Regions from separate parts of the Homo sapiens genome. Here region 2 is linked to region 1. The links are chromatin contacts, found by Hi-C or POLR2A ChIA-PET in ENCODE. All regions are on one chromosome and are shown on one strand. The core of a region is the stretch at or near the end of the contact, and the rest is flanking DNA. Distances in the headings are between cores, read along the strand shown. Region 1 has its middle 45 kb from the start of TODL. Region 2 holds the start of CPM (carboxypeptidase M).

Region 1 (5,298 bases), core at 792-3,291:
AAGGCACGATATCAGGCAAAGTCCCAGCTCCCGCCTGCTCCTGCAGGAGAGCAGCTCAGGAGAATGAATTATGCCTTAGAGCTTGTCCCAACTGGAGGCCAGGCAGTTGGTCTTTCATACATCCACACCAATCACTCATTGACTAAGGGCCACCCCAAGGAAACATACATTCCTAGGTATGCAGACAGTTTTCTGTGTGTGGGAAAAATGGCTCTGGTACCCTAGGGCAGGGCTCAAGGTGAGTTGCCGTTGCAGGCCATTTAGAAGTACAGGCACACAGAAGTCCAACAGGAGCACAGACTCCTACAGGGGATCCAAGGAGATCTGGGCAGAACACAGCGTTGCTGCACCCACCAGCATGCTGCATGCTCTCTCTGCCTGGTAAACACGCTTCTCATTGACAACTGGGAGGGTTACTTATAGCCAGAAAGAAGTGATAAAGACATATTAAAAGATTTTTTATGATATATACCATACATGTCATACTTTTTAAGCGATACATGTAAGTTTTAGAAGAAAAGAGGATTCCAGTTTATTTTACTGACACTATCAGATTAGGTGTCAGGAAAGGTGATTGCTACCTCTGTTGCTATCGCTAACCAGCTGTGTGACCTTTGACAACACAATTTGTTGCAATTCAGTAACCGTTTACAGATCTCCTGTGTTTCTGGGCTGCAACTCACAGTACCTACAATGGTGTCTTTCAGTGTACAGGCTAAAAACAGATGAGGCTCCAGTACATAAGTGCATGAAGAGCAGTGGAAACGTGCAAGAGAAAAGTAAACCAGAGAAGGAAATCTTGGTGGGAGGGATTTAGGAGAGGAGTTTTGGAGGAAGTTACATATGAGCTGGGTCTCAGAGGGTGAGCGGGGTGTTGATACGTAGAAAGAGGGAGAATGTTCCCAACCGAGCAAAGGCAAGGAGGTGAGAAAGGAGCATATCAGGCTATTCAAGTCGACCGACCAGAGCAACCTTGTAGGGGTCATTTGGAAAAACAACCTGGGAAAAGAACTTCAGGGTCAGATTTTGGGGCCTTGAATATCCAGTTGGGATGTTTATATTTAAGATGTTAAGTCAAAAACTAAAAGTTTTTGAGAAAGAGAACTATATGGTTTAAACTCACTCTTGGTCATTTCCTCAAGGCCACGCACAGTGGTGGAGTGTCTAGGAGGGTCAGAGAGGAGGGTCTCCCACATCAGCCCGTGTCGAACCATCTGCCATGACTACCCAGGCCATGGGAAGAAACTGAAATCTTGTGCCACATTGTTCTCTCCAGAGGTGAGCTTCTCCATGGGGTCATAGTGCTGTCTGCCTCGTGGCCTTGTACTGTGGCCAGTTTAATCCAGTATAGATGTTTTATTAACATCTCAAAGAAGGAAGGGGCTTGGCATTCCTAACCTTCTCCTTTGAATCTCCTTGGCTTTTGTGCCAGTTTGCAATTTATTTGCAGCAACATCTGGGCCCTTTGCTAAAAGGGGCTAAGCAGATGGATCTTCCTAAGACAAAGATCTGTCAGTGCAAGGTAACTGGATATCTCCACAGCAAGAAAGAGGAATAATACTGATTAAAATACAGTTCAATGTCTACTTTTCATGGCAGTTTCACTTAAAAGAAATGGGAGAGAAAAATGAACGTTCCCCCACGTTGGGCACCATGTGCTGCATATAGTTGAGCCACCTAGAAATTTTCCAATGTGCAGTGATTTATGTCAATACTGGGAAAATTTAAACTCCAGGACAGACTTACCACAACTAACTAGGAGTTAGACACCTAAGAAGCTAGCAGGAAAGCAAGTCCTCCAGGCCGTCCATGCTGAATGAGCTGGAAAAAATCAAAGCTGCTTCACATTAAGGGTTGCCTAGCCTCAAAACAGATCTGTAAGGACCTCACACGGCACAAATCACATGCAGTGATTTGGTGGCAGTTCATACACAGCACCTATTATGGTGGCAACCCCTCTGCCATCGGTTGAAATTCTTGACCCAGATGCCAGACATACTGAGTCACCTGGAATCCCCCTGCCCTCCACACCTCCCACTGCTGGCTGCATAAATATGTATGTGTGGTTACGAGAGCTGATTTAAGTAATTTGCCTCTAGCGGGTGGTTTGTACCACATGTAGGAGAAAACAATCTACCAACATGTATAAAATTAACCTTTTAAATTCTGTCTGGGGACAAAAAGGATTTTGTCTGTTTGTTGATCTATTCTTTACTTGGAAATGAATGACATAACAGAGAAACTGGTAAAACTGTACTGTTTGCCTTTCAGATTATTTCTGGCAGGTAACCTTGCCTTCACTGGATGGAACATAGCAGCAATGTGAAATTTTAAACCTTTTGAAAAATACAAGGTCATAAACATAAGAGAAAGTCTGAAATTTGCAGTTGGAGTCTGGCTCCAAAAGAGGTTTGCAAAACATCAAAGATGACAAAGCTCTGAGTCGCAGGACATTCTTGGCCTCACTGATGAAAAACAGCTTGTATAGCACGCATGTTTTGCCACATTTTCTACTCTTTTGCATCCTCGACTATTGTTTATGAGTAAAACCCCCAAACTTAGCCTGAAATATAAAAACCTTGAAAATCCGACCCAAATCCATTTTCTAGCTTTCACTTCCACCTCACCCTCCTTAAAATCAACACCCCAATTTCATAGGATTATCCATTGTTCTTTGTATATAACATAGTCTCGCACCTCAATATTGTTCACGGGATGTTTTCTCTATTCAAGAGGCTCTTGCTATCTTCTTAACCTGACAAAACTCAGCTCAAAAGTCGTCTTTTACCAAAGGCTTTAAAACAGATCACTCCCGTTTTTGTGCACCTATAACACTTAGCACTTAATTAAAAAACTTTTTTTTGGCCGGGCGCGGTGGCTCATGCCTGTAATCCCAGCGCTTTGGGAGGCTGAGGCGGGTGGATCACGAGGTCAGGAGATTGAGACCCATCCTGGCTAACCCGGTGAAACCCCGTCTCTATTAAAAAAAAAATACAGAAAATTAGCCGGGCATGGTGGCAGGCACCTGTAGTCCCAGCTACTCAGGAGGCTGGGGCAGGAGAATGACATGAACCCAGGAGGCAGAGCTTGCAGTGAGCCGAGATTGCACTATTGCACTCCAGCCTGGGCAACAGAGCAAGACTCTGTCTCAGAAAAAAAAATTATTTCCTAGGTTTTAGGGAACAGGTGGTATTTGGTTACATGAGTAAGTTTATTGGCGGTGATTTGTGAGATTTTTGTGCACCCATCACCTGCACAGTACACACTGAACCCTATTTGCAGTCTTTTATTCCTCAACCCTTTTCCACCCTTTTCCCACTGAGTCTCCAAAGTCTATTGTGTCATTCTTATGCCTTTGCATCCTCATAGCTTAGCTCCCACTTATGAGTGAGAACATACAATGTTTGGTTTTCCGTTCTTGAACTATTTCACTTAAAATAATAGTTTCCAATCCCATCCAGGTTGCTGTGAATGCCATTAATTCATTCCCTTTTATGGCTGAGTAGTATTCCATCGTGTATATATATGCCACAGTTTCTTTATCACTCACTGATTGATGGACATTTGGATTGGTTCCATGATTTTGCAGTTGTGAGTTGTGCTGCTATAAACATGTGTGCACAAGTATCTTTTTCATATAATGACTTCTTTTCCTCTGGGTAGATACACAGTAGTGGGATTGCTGGGTCAAATGGTAGTTCTACTTTTAGTTCTTTAAGGAATGTTCACACTATTTTCCATAGTGGTTGTACTAGTTTACATTCCCACCCACAGTGTAGAAAATGTAACCTGTTCATCGCATCCATGTCAATATCTATTTTTTTTTATTAAGGCCATTTTTTGCAGGAGTAAGGTGGTACTGCATTGTGGTTTTGATTTGCGTTTCCCTGATCATTAGTGATGTTGAGCATTTTTTCATGTGTTTGTTGGCCATTTGTATATCTTCTTTTGAGAATTGTCTATTCATGTCCTTAGCCCACTTTTTGATGGGACTGTTTGTTTTTTTCTTGCTAATTTGTTTAAGTTCATTGTAGATTCCGGATATTAGTCCTTTGTCAGATGTATAGATTGTGAAGATGTTTTCCCACTCTGTGGGTTGTCTGTTTACTCTGCTGACTGTTCCTTTTGCCATGCAAAAACTCTTCAGTTTAATTAAGTCCCAGACATTTATCTTTGTTTTTATTGCATTTGCTTTTGGGTTCTTGGTCATGAAATCCTTGCCTAAGCCAATGTCTAGAAGGTTTTTTTCAATGTTATCTTCTAGAATTTTTATAGTTTCAGGTCTTAGATTTAAGTCCTTGATCCGTCTTGAGTTGGTTTTTGTATAAACTGAGAGGTGAGGATCCAGTTCCATTCTCCTACATGTGGCTTGCCAATGATCCCAGGACCATTTGTTGAATAGGGTGTTCTTTCCCCACTTTATGTTTTTGTTTGCTTTGTTGAAGATCAGTTGGCTATAAGTATTTGGGTTTATTTCTGGGTTCTCTATTCTGTTCCATTGGTCTATGTGCCTATTTTTATATCATGACCATGCTCTTTTGATGACTATGGCCTTATAGTATAGTTTGAAATCAGGTAATGTGATGCCTTCAGATTTGTTCCTTTTGCTTAGTCTTGCTTTGGCTATGTGGGCTCTTTTTTGGTTCCATATGAATTTTAGAATTTTTTTTTCCAGTTCTGTGAAGAATGATGGTGGTATTTTAATGGGAATTGCATTGAATTTGTAGATTGCTTTTGGCAGTATGGTCATTTTCACAATATTGATTCTACCCATCTGTGAGTATGGGATGTGTTTCCATTTGTTTGTGTCATCTATGATTTCTTTCAGTAGTGTTTTGTAGTTTTCCTTGCAGAGGTCTTTCACCTCCTCAGTTAGGTATATTCCTAAGTATTTTATTTTTTGCAGTTATTGTAAAAGGAGTTTGATTTGATTCTCAGCTTGGTTGCTGTTGGTGTACAGGAGAGCTACTGATTTGTGTACATTAATTTTGTACCTGGAAAATTTGCTGAATTATTTTATCAGTTATAGGAGCTTTTTAGAGGAGTCTAGGGTTTTTTATATATACAATCATAGCATCAGCAAACAGTGACAGTTTGACTTCCTCTTTACCAATTTAGATGCCTTTTATTTCTTTCTCTTGTGTAATTGCTCTGGCTAAGACTTCCAGCACTATGTTGAATTAGAAGTGGTGAAAGTGGACATCCTTGCCTTGTTCCAGTTCTCAGAGGAAATGCTTTCAACTTTTCCCCATTCAGTGTTATGTTGGCTGTGGGTTTGTCATAGATGGCTTTTATTAT
Region 2 (5,298 bases), core at 1,333-3,832, 120 kb after region 1:
GTCCCCCTCCTCAGACCTCTTAGTCAATGAACAACAATGAAAGGGAAACGTCTTCAACCCTTCCAGTGGAAATAACATTTAGCATAGTGACTACTGCACAATTAAAAAAAAAAAAACCTACTCAAAGACTCTACAATGTCATACTAAGACTTCCAACTCTTAGGCCAGGCAAGGTGGCTCACTCATGTAATCCCAGCACTTTGGGAGGCTGAGGCAGAAGGATCACTTGAGGCCAGGAGTTCAAGACTAGCCTGGCCAACATGGTGAAACCTGGTCTCTATTAAAAATGCAGAAGTTAGGCATGTGTGGTGTAAAAATACAAAAGTTACGTAGGTGTGGCGATGCGTGCCTGTAATCCCAGGTACGTTAGAGGCTGAAACACAAGAATCGCTTGAACCTGGAAGGCAGAGGCTGCAGTGAGCTGAGATTGCACCACTGCACTCAAGCCTGGGCAACAGAGTGAGACTGTATCTCAAAACAAACAAACAAACAAACAAACAAACAAACAATAAAACAACTTCTCTTTAAGAAAAAAAAAAAGATGGCCAGGCACGGTGGCTCACGCCTGTAATCCCAGCGATCTGGGAGGCCGAGGCAGGCAGATCGCCCGAGGTCGGGAGTTCCAGACCAGCCTGGCCAACATGGTGAAACCCCGTCTCTACTAAAAATACAAAAATTAGCCGGGCCTGGTGGCAGGTGCCTGTAATCCGAGCTACTCGGTAGGCTGAGGCAGGAGAATTGCTTGAACCTGAGAGGAGGTTGCAGTGAGCCGAGATCATGCCATTGCACTCCAGACTGGGCAACAGAATTGAGACTCCATCTCAAAAAATAAAGAAAGAAATAAAAAATTAAAAAAAAAATTCCAACTCTTGGAAAATTCCCTTTAAAGAGTTACGAATTAAGCTGGTTTATTTATGTAATAAACGCTTCGCACAGTTCTTACAATGTGCCTGCCAACCTTATTTAGGTAGGTACAATTAAGACTTCCACTTTACACACCAGAAAATAAGGCACAGAGTCGACACAGCCACTGAGTGTCAGAGCAAGAATTGGCACTCATCCCGTGAGCGCCTCAGTTCTTTTTTTTTCTTTATATATACTTTAAGTTCTAGGGCACATGTGCACAACTGTGGCACATATACACCACGGAATACTATGCAGCCATAAAAAAGGATGAGTTCATGTCCTTTGTACGGACATGGATGAAGCTGGAAACCATCATTCTCAGCAAACTATCGCAAGGGCAGAGCGCCTCAGTTCTTAAACCACTCTTCTATGCTGCGGCAGAATCACTGGAAGTCTCAGGGAGTCCTGAGTGCGCAATTCTAGGAAAAGTATCTATATCTGTAAGAAAGAAGGGGCAGGGAATCTAACGGTTCTCAGCTCTTGAAGGCACATTAGATTCATTCAAGGTCCTCTCTAAAAATACACTTTCTTGGGCCTCCACGAGAAAAATTCTATTCAATTAGTCGTGGGCTTGCATCCGTATTTTTAGTCTGTAAAAGTGGAATGTTATCTCAAATCAGTGGTTTTCAAACTTTTTATATTCTGCGGACCTTGACACGGGCCCCCAATACCCTGACACGGTTACTTACAATCCGGGAGAGAGTGGGAGAAAGGGGGAGAGAGGGAAGGGGAGAGGGGGAGGGGAGAGAGAGAGAATGAATGAGAATGAATCTTTTAGAGAGGTAGAGGGGGTTGGCCCGTGCCACAAACCACCTCTCAGGTTTGAGTGAAGCCTTCGTTCTCTCTCGTGCAGAGACCATGCCATCCTTCCAGAAAGGAGCATTTTAGGACGTTTTAGGACGAGAGACCTGTAATTGGCCTAAGACTCAGGTGCAGGTGGAGGAAGCATCGGATTTACAACAGTGGTCCTGCCTTCTTCGATGTGACTTCCAGTTTTAAATTCAATTCTAATTTACACAAATCCCACCCACTATGTAAACTTGTTGGAAAATGTCCTGCACTCTGCACTTCGTGGCATTTAAAACTTCCACACACGCGCGCGTTCTTTCTCGAAGCCCCGTGATTGCTTAGCCTCGCTGGGCAGCTTGGCACTGCTGGGAGCTTGGCTCGCCCTGCCGGGGCCGACGCCGCCCGTCCCGCAGGAGCCCGCGCGGGGCTCAGGGCACTCAGGACTCCGCATGCGTCCCGGCTCCAGGTGGGCCCCGGCACCGCCAACCGCAGGAAACCCGCCGAGCCCTAAACGTCTCCCAAGCGGCTGCAGTCTGCGACAGAGAGTGTCCCTCGGTGGAGCGCCCTGTGGCTGCCCAGGCTACAGCCGTGGCCGAGGCGAGGACACACTTCTGACCTGGGGCTCCAGCAAAGACTGTCCGCGAGCGGCGACTCCATGCCCGCAGCCCTCCGCCCAGCTCAGCCGCCCGGCCGCGGGCACCAGCAGCCGCGCCACGAAAGGGCGCACCGCGCGGGCGCCGTCTCTCCTAGGTGCGAAGGCGGCTGAGGCCCCGCCCGGGAGGCACCCGCGCGGCTCCGGAGTGGGCCGGAGGGACGTCCGGGGGCGGGGCCCGGGCGCGCCCGCCCTCTGACCGGGCTATAACACCCGGCCCCGCCGGGCGGCCGCGGGTGGGTAGAGGTGCGCGCCTGGGACCTGGTGAGGCTGGGGGTGCGCGGGGCCGGGCGCAGCTGTGGCAGCTGCCGGACGGCGGAGGCGCCAGGAGGAGGAGGAGAGGGAGGCGCGGGCGGCTGGGTCGAGGGCACCGAGGCTGCCCGTGCTCCCGGTCTCTGGTTGCACGGCTCACTCCCGAAGGTGTTGCTTCCAGCTTTTGCCTCCTTAGGAGGCAGGGAGCGTCAGTGTCGGGAGACCCTGAGACCGGAGTACCGAGACGTAGCTGGTGATGCCCCCGCCTGCCCTCATGTGTTCTCAGGTTCTTCTTATTTTTATTCATCTCTAGAACATGGACTTCCCGTGCCTCTGGCTAGGGCTGTTGCTGCCTTTGGTAGCTGCGCTGGATTTCAACTACCACCGCCAGGAAGGGATGGAAGCGTTTTTGAAGACTGTTGCCCAAAACTACAGTTCTGTCACTCACTTACACAGTATTGGGAAATCTGTGAAAGGTAGGGTCCGTCTCGTGAACACTTTGCCAAACCCTCAGTCCTCCCTTTCAGTATTCATTAAATATGCCCCAGCTTCCTGTCTGCTCTTCCACGCACCTACTCTGAGTGGCACAGAACAAGTCAACCGGTACCGTGCGTGTTGGTTGTTTTCTGCTTTTGTTGGGAGGAATAGTAGGAAGAACTGAATTTTACTGGACTTGTCCATTGTAATTCAGTGTCACTGAGTCCTTTCCATTATTGGAGTTCTTCTGTCTTTTTGGATCTTGCAGACATTGGTTATTTGGGATGTATGTTTTAGTTCCTTTTCAAGATAAACTCCCAAGTAAGTCCGTTTATCCGTTTCAGTTCCCCTTTGTGTGGGCTTCTTTATATATGACTTGGACTGTTAATGTCATTTCTTCATGTCTCTTTTAAACTGAAATAATGCAGTTTTGTTGGTAAGATTTCTGTGTCATCTGTAGTTAGCCTTTTATTTAAAGTTATGCAAAACTATCATTTCTGCAAGTTTCTTTTAATCTAAGTAGTACAGTTCTGTTGGTTAGATTTGTGTCGTGTATAATTAGCCCTATGGCTTAAAGTTATGCAAAAAAGTGGTTCTATGATTAAAGGCTGTTTTTAAAATGTATCCATTTGAAGAAGACAATGCTAGATAATGAATATATATTAGTAGTGATTGAAACTCTTCCCAGCATTTTCATATTTATCATTAATAATTTATTGTTCTAAGTTAGAAACTACATAAAGTTATTTTCATTTTTATAGACAGCAAGTTTGAATCAGATAAATTAAATAATTTGTTCAAGGTCTCCCAGATGGTGAATTTTATAGCCAGGACTGGCACCCATCCGGCCAAGGCAAATAATTTGATCAGATATCGTTATTTCATCTTTCTTTCTTTCTTTCTTTCTTTCTTTTTTTTTTTTTTTTTTTTTTGGTCAGAGTCTCGCTCTGTTGCCCAGGCTGGAGTGCAGTGGCGTGATCTCGGCTCACTGCAACCTCCGGCTTCCTGAGTTCAAGCAATTCTCCTGCCTCAGTCTCCCGAGTAGCTGGGATTACAGGAATGCGCCACCACAGCTGGCTAATTTTTTTGTATTTTTAGTAGAGATGGGGTTTCACCATATTGGCCAGGCTGGTCTCAAACTCCTGACCTTGTGATCCTCCTGCTTCGGCCTCCCAAAGTGCTAGGATTACAGGTATGAGCCACCGTGCCCGGCCGAGATACCATTATTACTTAATCATCTTTTATTATCCTGATGTTCCCAAAGAGGTTACCAGAAAACTTAGTCCTTAAATCAAAAGTTTCATAAATTTTATGCAATTTGGATCTCAACTTTTTGTAAGGTGTGTTCAAACTCTACCTTGATTTTAGCTCTGAACTTTTGAGTCAATTGAGAGTCTCATAATTACCATATTCTTCATCATTTTTCAAAAAAATCAAGGCTATGGCTTCTATATTAAAGAAAAAGTATTATATAAATGTATTTATGTGCAATGCGAAGTCAATATCCTGGGCTGTGTGTAATAGTAACTTTGTTTTTAAACAGCATTGCCAAAGAGATGGTGCCAGAATTACTCTATATTGCTCTATAATCCAAAATTATAGAGGTTGGGTGTGTGAGAAATCATATCTTGAATCAGCATACGTATTCAGCCTTCTGAAATCATTTTTCCCTAGGGCTAGAGTAGAGCAATTTAAAAAGATCTAGGAATACTAATTATATTAATTAAAAATATATAGAACACAACTAGCTTGAGTTATTGTTCAGTCATCATTTCAACCACAAGATGATGAGGATGTTGTTAATTTTAAGTACTAAGTGATTTGGTAAGGTTTTGTATTTTCAAACACAATGTGCTTGTGACAGTTGGGGGCTCTCTTTCCTAATATGAATCAGCAGTTGTGATCTATCCTGCATGATATCAAACCACAATCACAGTGAAAGTCAGCAGGCTTAATTTTGTTTTTAATTTTACCTTGTATGCACTCTTGCGGTTAAAGGCTTGAGGAGTTATCATGTAAAAATAAAATCTGACACTAGTGGTTAAATATTTGTGTTGAATATGTTGTTCTGAATAATAACTCGGATTAAGAAAAATCCCAAATCTGCCATTTGGCTCCAACTGGTAGATGAAACTGTATGCCAGTAACTGGGAGTCAGTTGCCAAAGTGTCACTGCACATTAGTGTGACAATTGAGAGATGGTGCTCCTTTGTTGGTGGTCT

The links. Hi-C counts contacts between places; a loop is a spot of excess contacts on that map. ChIA-PET counts read pairs that join two places held with the same protein, here RNA polymerase II (POLR2A). Pooled maps may share reads with other maps.
Region 2: a pooled map shows a loop between it and region 1 (3-fold over the local background). The contact joins the promoter of CPM here to the enhancer-like site in region 1. A Hi-C loop is called at or near these places in 7 of 168 maps with a recorded cell type or tissue (CD14-positive monocyte, Caki2, OCI-LY7 and 3 more) and 12 of 50 pooled maps. POLR2A ChIA-PET finds 5 or more read pairs at or near these places in 6 of 52 experiments (OCI-LY7, activated CD4-positive, alpha-beta T cell, activated T-cell and 2 more).

What each region holds. Positions count from the first base shown.
Region 1 is chr12:69,049,899-69,055,196 of GRCh38, reverse strand. No RefSeq gene overlaps it. Among named protein-coding and RNA genes, the nearest start is that of TODL, 45 kb to the right of the region's middle. RefSeq lists an enhancer at 1,029-1,626. Within about 2 kb of position 2,041, at least 8 of the 41 ENCODE cell types and tissues checked have a DNase peak (open chromatin) inside an H3K27ac peak, as active enhancers do; they include PC-3 and endothelial cell of umbilical vein, where a contact is called at or near this core.
Region 2 is chr12:68,930,455-68,935,752 of GRCh38, reverse strand. CPM (carboxypeptidase M) reads left to right here and starts at 2,582. Exons shown (of 9, transcript NM_198320.5): 1 at 2,582-2,611; 2 at 2,913-3,075. The coding sequence starts at 2,916. RefSeq lists silencers at 2,203-2,312, 2,343-2,702.